3 separate regions of the Mus musculus genome follow, and regions 1 and 3 are each linked to region 2. Evidence: chromatin loops called from intact Hi-C (ENCODE). Cell type or tissue: left cerebral cortex. All regions are shown on one strand.

The links. A loop is a pair of places that touch in the nucleus more often than their neighbours do. Peaks named below come from ENCODE experiments on the same cell type or tissue, not always from the same donor. Only the 100,000 strongest peaks of a DNase experiment are listed, where the experiment ranks them.
Region 1: it touches region 2 in a loop (12-fold over the local background); 14 of 42 quality-filtered maps call a loop at or near these places.
Region 3: it touches region 2 in a loop (10-fold over the local background); 8 of 42 quality-filtered maps call a loop at or near these places.

Annotation. Positions count from the first base shown.
Region 1 is chr15:90,840,481-90,842,980 of GRCm38, forward strand. No RefSeq gene overlaps it. Among named protein-coding and RNA genes, the nearest start is that of Gm36618, 74 kb to the right of the region's middle. In left cerebral cortex, a CTCF peak has its summit at 1,197 (motif pointing left); a DNase peak (open chromatin) is centred at 1,208.
Region 2 is chr15:90,678,991-90,681,490 of GRCm38, forward strand. It overlaps Cpne8 (copine VIII), which reads right to left and starts at 398. Exons shown (of 20, transcript NM_025815.2): 1 at 178-398. The coding sequence starts at 314. In left cerebral cortex, a CTCF peak has its summit at 1,167 (motif pointing right); DNase peaks (open chromatin) are centred at 312 and 1,171; H3K4me3 peaks cover 1,484 bases; H3K27ac peaks cover 1,448 bases.
Region 3 is chr15:90,928,206-90,930,705 of GRCm38, forward strand. No RefSeq gene overlaps it. Among named protein-coding and RNA genes, the nearest start is that of Gm36618, 13 kb to the left of the region's middle. In left cerebral cortex, a CTCF peak has its summit at 1,047 (motif pointing left); a DNase peak (open chromatin) is centred at 1,065.

The DNA of each region.
Region 1 (2,500 bases), 160 kb after region 2:
AGTGGGTCAGTGGGTAAAGGTGCTTGCTACCAATCCTGATGATTTTGGTCCCTGACTCTCACAAGTTGTCCTTTGACCTCCACAATCATGCCATGGTGTGTGTGTGTGTGTGTGTGTGTGTGTGTGTGTGTGTGTGTGCGTGTGTGAAATGAAGGTGAACATAAATTTTCACCTCATATCCCCCCAAAAGCAGTAATAGGGTGACATTTTGTTAGGCGCTCAAATGTCTAAATGATTTTGCCTCGTGCAGCAGAGTGGATCTCATAGTCTGTTACTGAAGATTTGATTCATTGGAATTAGAAACCTCAGTGATATCAGGCAGGCATAAAGGCTATGAGCAGTCAGACCCCTCAGCAGGAAGCTGAAGCAATCAAACCCAGGCAGAGATGAAACCGAACTGTGATGTTGCTCTGGTGAAGCACGAGTCACCCAGCCAGTAAGACTGGGTAAGAGTTGCCCCTCAGAGTGCTGTAGCAGGGCAGCTGCTTGATCTTTTTATCCATCTCAGCCATACGTGGGTAAGTTACCACAGGAAGGGATGAGAGAATTCTTGGAGTGCTTCAAATGGGGTTGTTTTTATTTACATAAGCAAACTCCATTTGGGAGTTTCATAAAGTTGTAAGGGGGACTCCCTCTCAGCCATTCTGAAGGTTCCCTCTTCCTCATACTATAAGTTTTCTACAGAACAGGTTTGTCCTGTCATAATGACATAGATCCCCAAATACATTATTGAAAGAATCACACGTGTGATTAACTGGCTTGCTTTGCTTTCTTTCTTATAGAACCCAAGACTACCAGCCCAGGGATGACACCACCCACAAGGGGCCCTCCCACCTTGATCACTAATTGAGAAAATACCCCACAGCTGGATTTCATGGAGGCATTTCCTCAAGGGAGGCTCCTTTTTCTGTGATAACTCCAGCTTGTGTCAAGTTGACACACAAACCCAGCCAATACAGTACCTTATCAACTCTCTACTTTAAAAATTGCAAATATTCAGAAGGCAATATGTAGCATTTAAGCACTGTTTATTAAATGCTGGTAAGTTACCTTGTAATTAATGTTGTTGCTTTGCTGATAAGTTAGCTGTTATTACTGTTACCTGTTGTCTATAGATTAGACAACCCACTCCCTTAACTGCCCATCCTACCAAGTCATTGTCTGCGAAGATATAGGAGAGAGCATTACTGCCCTCTGGTGGAAATACTGGATGGTTCCAAGAACATCTCCAAAAGAACGACTTTTACAAGTCGTAACACAATGTCCTCCAAGTTTAGAAAATCCGTTTCCTAGCAAACACAGAAGTGGATGATCACAGTCAGCTATTGGATGGGTCACACGGCCCCTAATGGAGGAGCTAGAGAAATTACCCAAGGAGCTATAGGGAACTGCAACCCTATAGGTGGAACAACAATATGAACTAACCAGTACCCGGGAGCTCTTGTCTTTAGCTGCATATGTATCAAAAGATGGCCTAGTCGGCCATCACTGCAAAGAGAGGCCCATTGGACTTGCAAACTTTATATGCTCCAGTACAGGGGAACGCCAGGGCCAAAACGGGGGAGTGGGTGGGTAGGGGATTGGGGGGGGTGGGTATGGGGGACCTTTGGGATAGCATTGAAAATGTAAATGAGGAAAATACCTAATTAAAAAAAAGAAAAGAAAATCCGTTTCCTTGGTGGGCTGTGTCACTGCTCAGTGGCATGACTTCATTTTGACTGCCTCTGTGTTTTCTCAGCTCCTGTCATCCTCCTTAACATTGTATGCAAGCATGTAATTCTCAAAACATAAATAAAAATAAATTTAAGTATCGTGGCACATCCTTACTATTATTGTAATACATTTTGAATATTTTATTATCTTAATTCTATTGTAACAATTATTTTAAAAGCATTTTTTGGCGGGAATCTGATGCATTGTTATTGAAGCAGTCCCTTATAGGATGAGTATAGTTAGCTACAATGTGAGCAAACTTGTGAGAGTTGAGATGCAACACCAGAGCTTCTTCCATTAATGTTATGGGGCAAACTGTCACCGTTTCTGGGCATGGAATTTCCAGCTGCCTTGAGCTCTCCTTGCATCTCTGGCCTAGGTTGATGGTGCTACGCTTTCATTTTTGGACAGTATCATGTCATTCATAGATCCTTCTTTTGTGGAAAGTGGCAACTTAGTAACAGAAGCAACAACCCAACCAAACCAAAAGCCAACAACATTAACGAAAAACACCAAGGGAGTTCTGATAAGCAGGTAGAGCACCGACTGCTTCCTATTCAGTTACAAGCTCAAGACTTTAAATTTCCTTTGGTTGTCTTCTAGTCATATATGAAAAATGAAGAATGTTCATTTTTTTAACCTAAAGCCATAGCTCGTGCTGTGACTTGAAGGTGTGAGTCTATTCCAGCTGTCTTACAGACACCTGTTAGATGATTTTTTTTTTTACAATGTGGATTTTTAGTACAGATTATAAACAGTTTATCTTTGTTTTAAACTAAAAAGTTCA
Region 2 (2,500 bases):
GTTCTGTGTCATTTGACCCTCTGGGGGGGAGGAGGGGAAGGTAACGTCAGCCAGTACCACAACTAGTCCCCACTCAGCATGCAACTTCTCACCAGCGCCAAGCCTCGTGGTACCTGGAGCGCTAGCCAAGTGCCACCAAGCTCGGATGGAAGGAAGAAAAGAGAGCCGCGTCCTCACCTGCAGGACACTGACACCTCCACTCGTGTGGCGGGGATGGCCGCACTCAGCTGGTTCAAGTCCCCGATGCCCGTGGCGCTGGTGTAGCGGCTGTCCATCTCGAGCTGAGGAACGGAGCACTTGTCCCGAGCCCACATCCAAGCTGCGGCGGGCTGAGCGCTGCTCGGAGCGGAGCTCCGCACCGACGGGAAGGGGTGAGGGTGGAGGCAGAGGAAGGAGGCGGAGGCGGCGCGGGAAGGGGAGGGAGGAGGCGGACCTCGTCGCGAATCCGGCGACCGAGCCAGTCCTGGCAAAGCCGCCTCGGTCTCCCAAGTGGCGCTCCGGGCTGCTCCCGCCCTGGGGCAGCCCCCGGGCGGTGACTGGGTCTGCAGCTCGGGGGCTCTGGGCGTAGGGCGCAGAGACAGTAGGTGACCCGGACAGACACCGCGCCGTCTAGTGGGAGAGCCCCAGGCGCCGGCGATTGCCCCCCGCCCCAGCTGATATGCTCCCCACTTCGGGCTACTGGACTGATGTGGTGGTGGGGCAAGGGATGGCCACCAGCCTTTGACTCCTGGTGCAGAGGGGCGTGCCAATATATGGGGCAAGCTTGGGTGGAGTGGACGCTGTTGGGACAATCGCAGCGTTATAAGAGAGGTTTCAATGCGTCTGCCATCCCCTGCAACTTTTAGGCGAGGGTCTCCTTAAGGCAAGATCGGCGCCTTGCAACGCACTTGCCAAACCGCAGGGATTTCTGCCCTGAGGCCCGGGAGGTCGTAATAATAACTTATAATCTAGCTCCTCCTCAATCCTGCTCCTCAAGACCTGAAAGCAGGGCAGCGTAAAGCAGATGAGCAGCTCGGGTGACCGGGGAGTTTAGCAAATAGATTCCTGGCGGCGCGACTGGGAGTGGGCAAGACGCGGGGCGCCGCCGCAGCTTGCCGGGTAACCCCCACTTTCCTGCGCACACCTGACCCGAGGCGTCACTGCGGGTCTTCTGGCGATGGCCGCCAGGGGGCGGTGGAGAGCAGGGCGCCCAGCCTCAGGAGGGAGCGTGGCTGGCTCTAGCCCTGGCTCACCTGGAGAATCCTGGGCTTGTGACTGGTCTCCCTTGTGGTATTTTAATCCACTTGGAGCCACTTCCTTAAAGAATCTGTGTGGTTGCAGGGGAAATAGAGTGTAGATGCTTGCCGCTCTTCCCTGCCCCAAATGTTTGCGTCACTTTGGTCTTGTTTGCTTTCCCTGGTCGCCCCGCCCTCCCTTCACCACCCCTTAAATCCACCAGTTCTGTTTTTCTTTCTCTTCCCCCTATCACAAATTAAACTGCAGCTGATGACTAGAATTTTCCCTCAAGCTCTCTTATTGATGCCTGAAATTGATTTGGTGGAGGAGGTCTAGAGGGTTTTTTTTTTTAAGCAAACTAGAATTTTATTTTGCAGGCACCTCCTGAAGAAATAAAAGGTAAGGACTTTAGTGCTCAACCCAGAGGCCTTCTCCGAATTTTCCACTTTATCTAGGTCCATATGTGTGTGTATCTGAATGCATTGATTTACATGCACAATAGCATGCAGGTATTTAAAGTGTGCCCTCTGATGGATTACGATCGGTATCAACCCGCTAAACCATCACCACACCAAAATAATAAACCATTCCCTCGCCCCAAAAGCTTCTTGTGTCTCTTTTGTAATCAATCCCTGCTTTCGCCATTAAAACAACACTTCATCTTTAATTTAAATACCACAGAATATGGCACACTCCATGCCTAACCCGGTTTCTTTCCGTCTGTAAAATTCTTTGCAGTTTCATCTACGATAACAGGTGCATCAATAGTGAATAATCTTCCTTTTAGAGACTTGCCACAAATTGGTCACCCACTCATCTTGATGAACAGTGTACTTGCCCCTGGGTTTGGGCTATTACATACGAGACTGCTGTGAACGCTGGCATATGGGTCTTTTGTGGGCATAAGCTTTCATCACACTGGGCAAGTAGAAATAGAATAGCCAGATGAAAGTGGAAGAGTACACGTAATTTCTTAAGAAATTACTGAATTGTTTTTACAAACTAGTTTTACTATTTTCTATCCTAAAGTAATATATGATGGCCAATTTTATCTATGAGAGTTTTTTTGTTTGTTTGTTTGCTGTTTTGGTTTAGTTTATGCCCATGTCAATGCTAAAAACCCTTGGCATATATATATATATATATATATATATGTATATATATATATGTATATATATATATTATACACACATACATACATATATAAAAATATATTTTGTTTTCTTCTTGTAATTTTAGTTTCAGAATTTACATTTGGGTCTATGGTTTCTTTTAAAGAATGTTT
Region 3 (2,500 bases), 250 kb after region 2:
GAATTGCAACTGGAAGAGCATGGGTAAAGGGCAGAATAGAGTGGGCTTTGGTCCTGGCTTCACCTGGGCAGACAGCATGTTTTGGGGTTTTGTTTGTTTGTTTATTTATTTTGTTCTTGGCCATATCACCCAGCTTCTTTCAGTGTTACTAAGGGCCAGATGCCATTAGGAAAGCAGATGCCTCAGCAGAAACTCAATTCCATTCTTCTTGCAGTCAAGTCTCCCTGACTAGTTAACATAAATCAATGACCAGAATTCAGTAAAAGTCTTGAGTTCTTCATAAGTTATCCTGCCCAGTGCCATTCATTACAGAAATCTTGCCTCTGTACTTTCATGGGACGGTGTCTTAGGGTTTTGCTGCTGTGAACAGACACCATGACCAAGGCAACTCTTGAGAGGACAACATTTAATTGGGGCTGGCTTACAGGTTCAGAGGTTCAGTCCATCATCATCAAGGCAGGAACGTGGTAGCATCCAGGCAGGCATGGTGCAGGAGGCGTTGAGAGTTTTACATCTTTATCTGAAGGCTGCTAGCAGAATACTGGCTTCCATGCAGCTAGGATGAGAGTCTTCTAGTCCACACCCATAGTGACACATCTACTCCAACAGGGCCACACTTTCTAATCCTGCTACTCCCTGGGCCAAGCATATACAAACCATCACTGATAAGTACCTCTGTCAAAGCGAAGTCTTTCCATATCTTGAGGCAGCTGGAGAGAAACATCAAGAATCGTGAACTGTCCATTCAACCAACAGCTCAAACTGCTATTCAATTTAACCAAGTGCAACAGCTGGTTTCAACATCGTCACTTTGCTGTACTCATGCCATTTAGCCATCCTGTCCTCTGCTGAAACTTGGTTCCTAATATGCCCTAACATCTGTGGGAAATCTTGATACATTAATGTTCCTCCCACACACCTACTCAAGTTTTAAAAAAAAAACAAAACCAAAAACAAGTAAACAAACCAACCAAAACAAAAACAAAAACAGGACTATGAATTTTCTAGCTTCAGTCACCAACATTGCAGGGGCCTTCACTGCCCCCTGGTGGAATTGCTGAAAAGTGTTCCTGAAAATGTTTCTTTAAAAGTCTTCTTTATAGGTAAGAATCAGCCCAAGAGAAATCAGCTCTCTAGAATCCACCAACTGAAAGATCAGGCCGTCCCAATGATCATGCTATTTCCCCACAATATCCCCCCCTATGTTAACTCATGCTATAGAGTAAGTTGCTCCAGTTGCTGACAGCTTTGCCTGTCCCAGCATCCAAAGAGCATCCAAAGAGCATCCAAGGCACTCCAGGTCAATTATACTGGTGGACTGAAATGTGCTCAACTAAAGAGCCCACACAAAACATCAGTAAACCCACTACACATGTCAAAAGTTGGTTTCTTAGGCTAAAACTTTTTTTTAATTAGATATTTTCTTTATATACATTTCAAATGCTATCCCAAAAGTCCCCCATACCCTCCCCCTCTCCCCTACCCACCCACTCCCACTTCTTGGCCCTGGCATTCCCCTGTACTGAGGCATATAAAGTTTACAATACCAAGGGGCCTCTCTTCCCAGGGATGGCTGACTAGGCCATCTTCTGCTACATATGCAGCTAGAGATATGAGCTCTGGGGGCACTGGTTTGTTCATATTGTTGTTCCACCTATAGGGTTGCAGACTCCTTCAGCTCCTTGGGTACTTTCTCTAAGCTAAAACTCTTAAACAGGTAGAAGTTTATGCTGACCTTGAATTTGTGTATCTATTAAAAAACAAAATTGGGGCAAGCTTGGCAAAGTAGATAAATGTCCTATTAATTCCTTTTCTTTTTTTTTTTTGTCATTACCCAAAAACCACTTTGAGTTCTGTTAAAAGAGTTGGATTCCCTGCTCTGCAATTCCACTGCGAGCATGAAGCACGGGAGAGCAGCAGGAGAGAAGCTACCACCGGAACCCTCAGCAGCAGTGACTTGTTTTCTGAGCCCATGGGTATCAACCCTGGATGCTCTCAGCAGATTCATCTGGAAAGCAAGCTGTAGTTTTGTCCTTAGTATTATACGTTTATGTTATTTAATGCAGACACTTGAGATTTCAGAGGAGAGTGAAATTGTTTTTTACCAATGAGTAAGGTTTCTAAGTAAACTGTAAACTTTTGGGGAACATGTTTTTACATTATTGGCCACGAAAAATGTTCTTTTTCTCAATTGACACTGGTGGGTTTTTTTTTTTTCAAGATTAAAGTTATGCAGTTAGCTTAGGTTTAAAAGGTGATTTTATGTGGGAAATCTAAGTTATAATAAGGTTGGTTACAGTGTTTCCATAAAGGCAAGTTAAATGTGCCTAGTACATAGTAGGATAGCAGGTCAGGTACAAGGTCTTAAATCGAGGAACATTGTTGACTTGGCTGCAAGACCCAAAGGATTTCAATCTCTTTGGGGTCAAGAGATACGTTTTTCAAGATGTGTATCAGCACAGTGCCCCCTTTTGACTCTATTTTATGCACATGTGGCCTG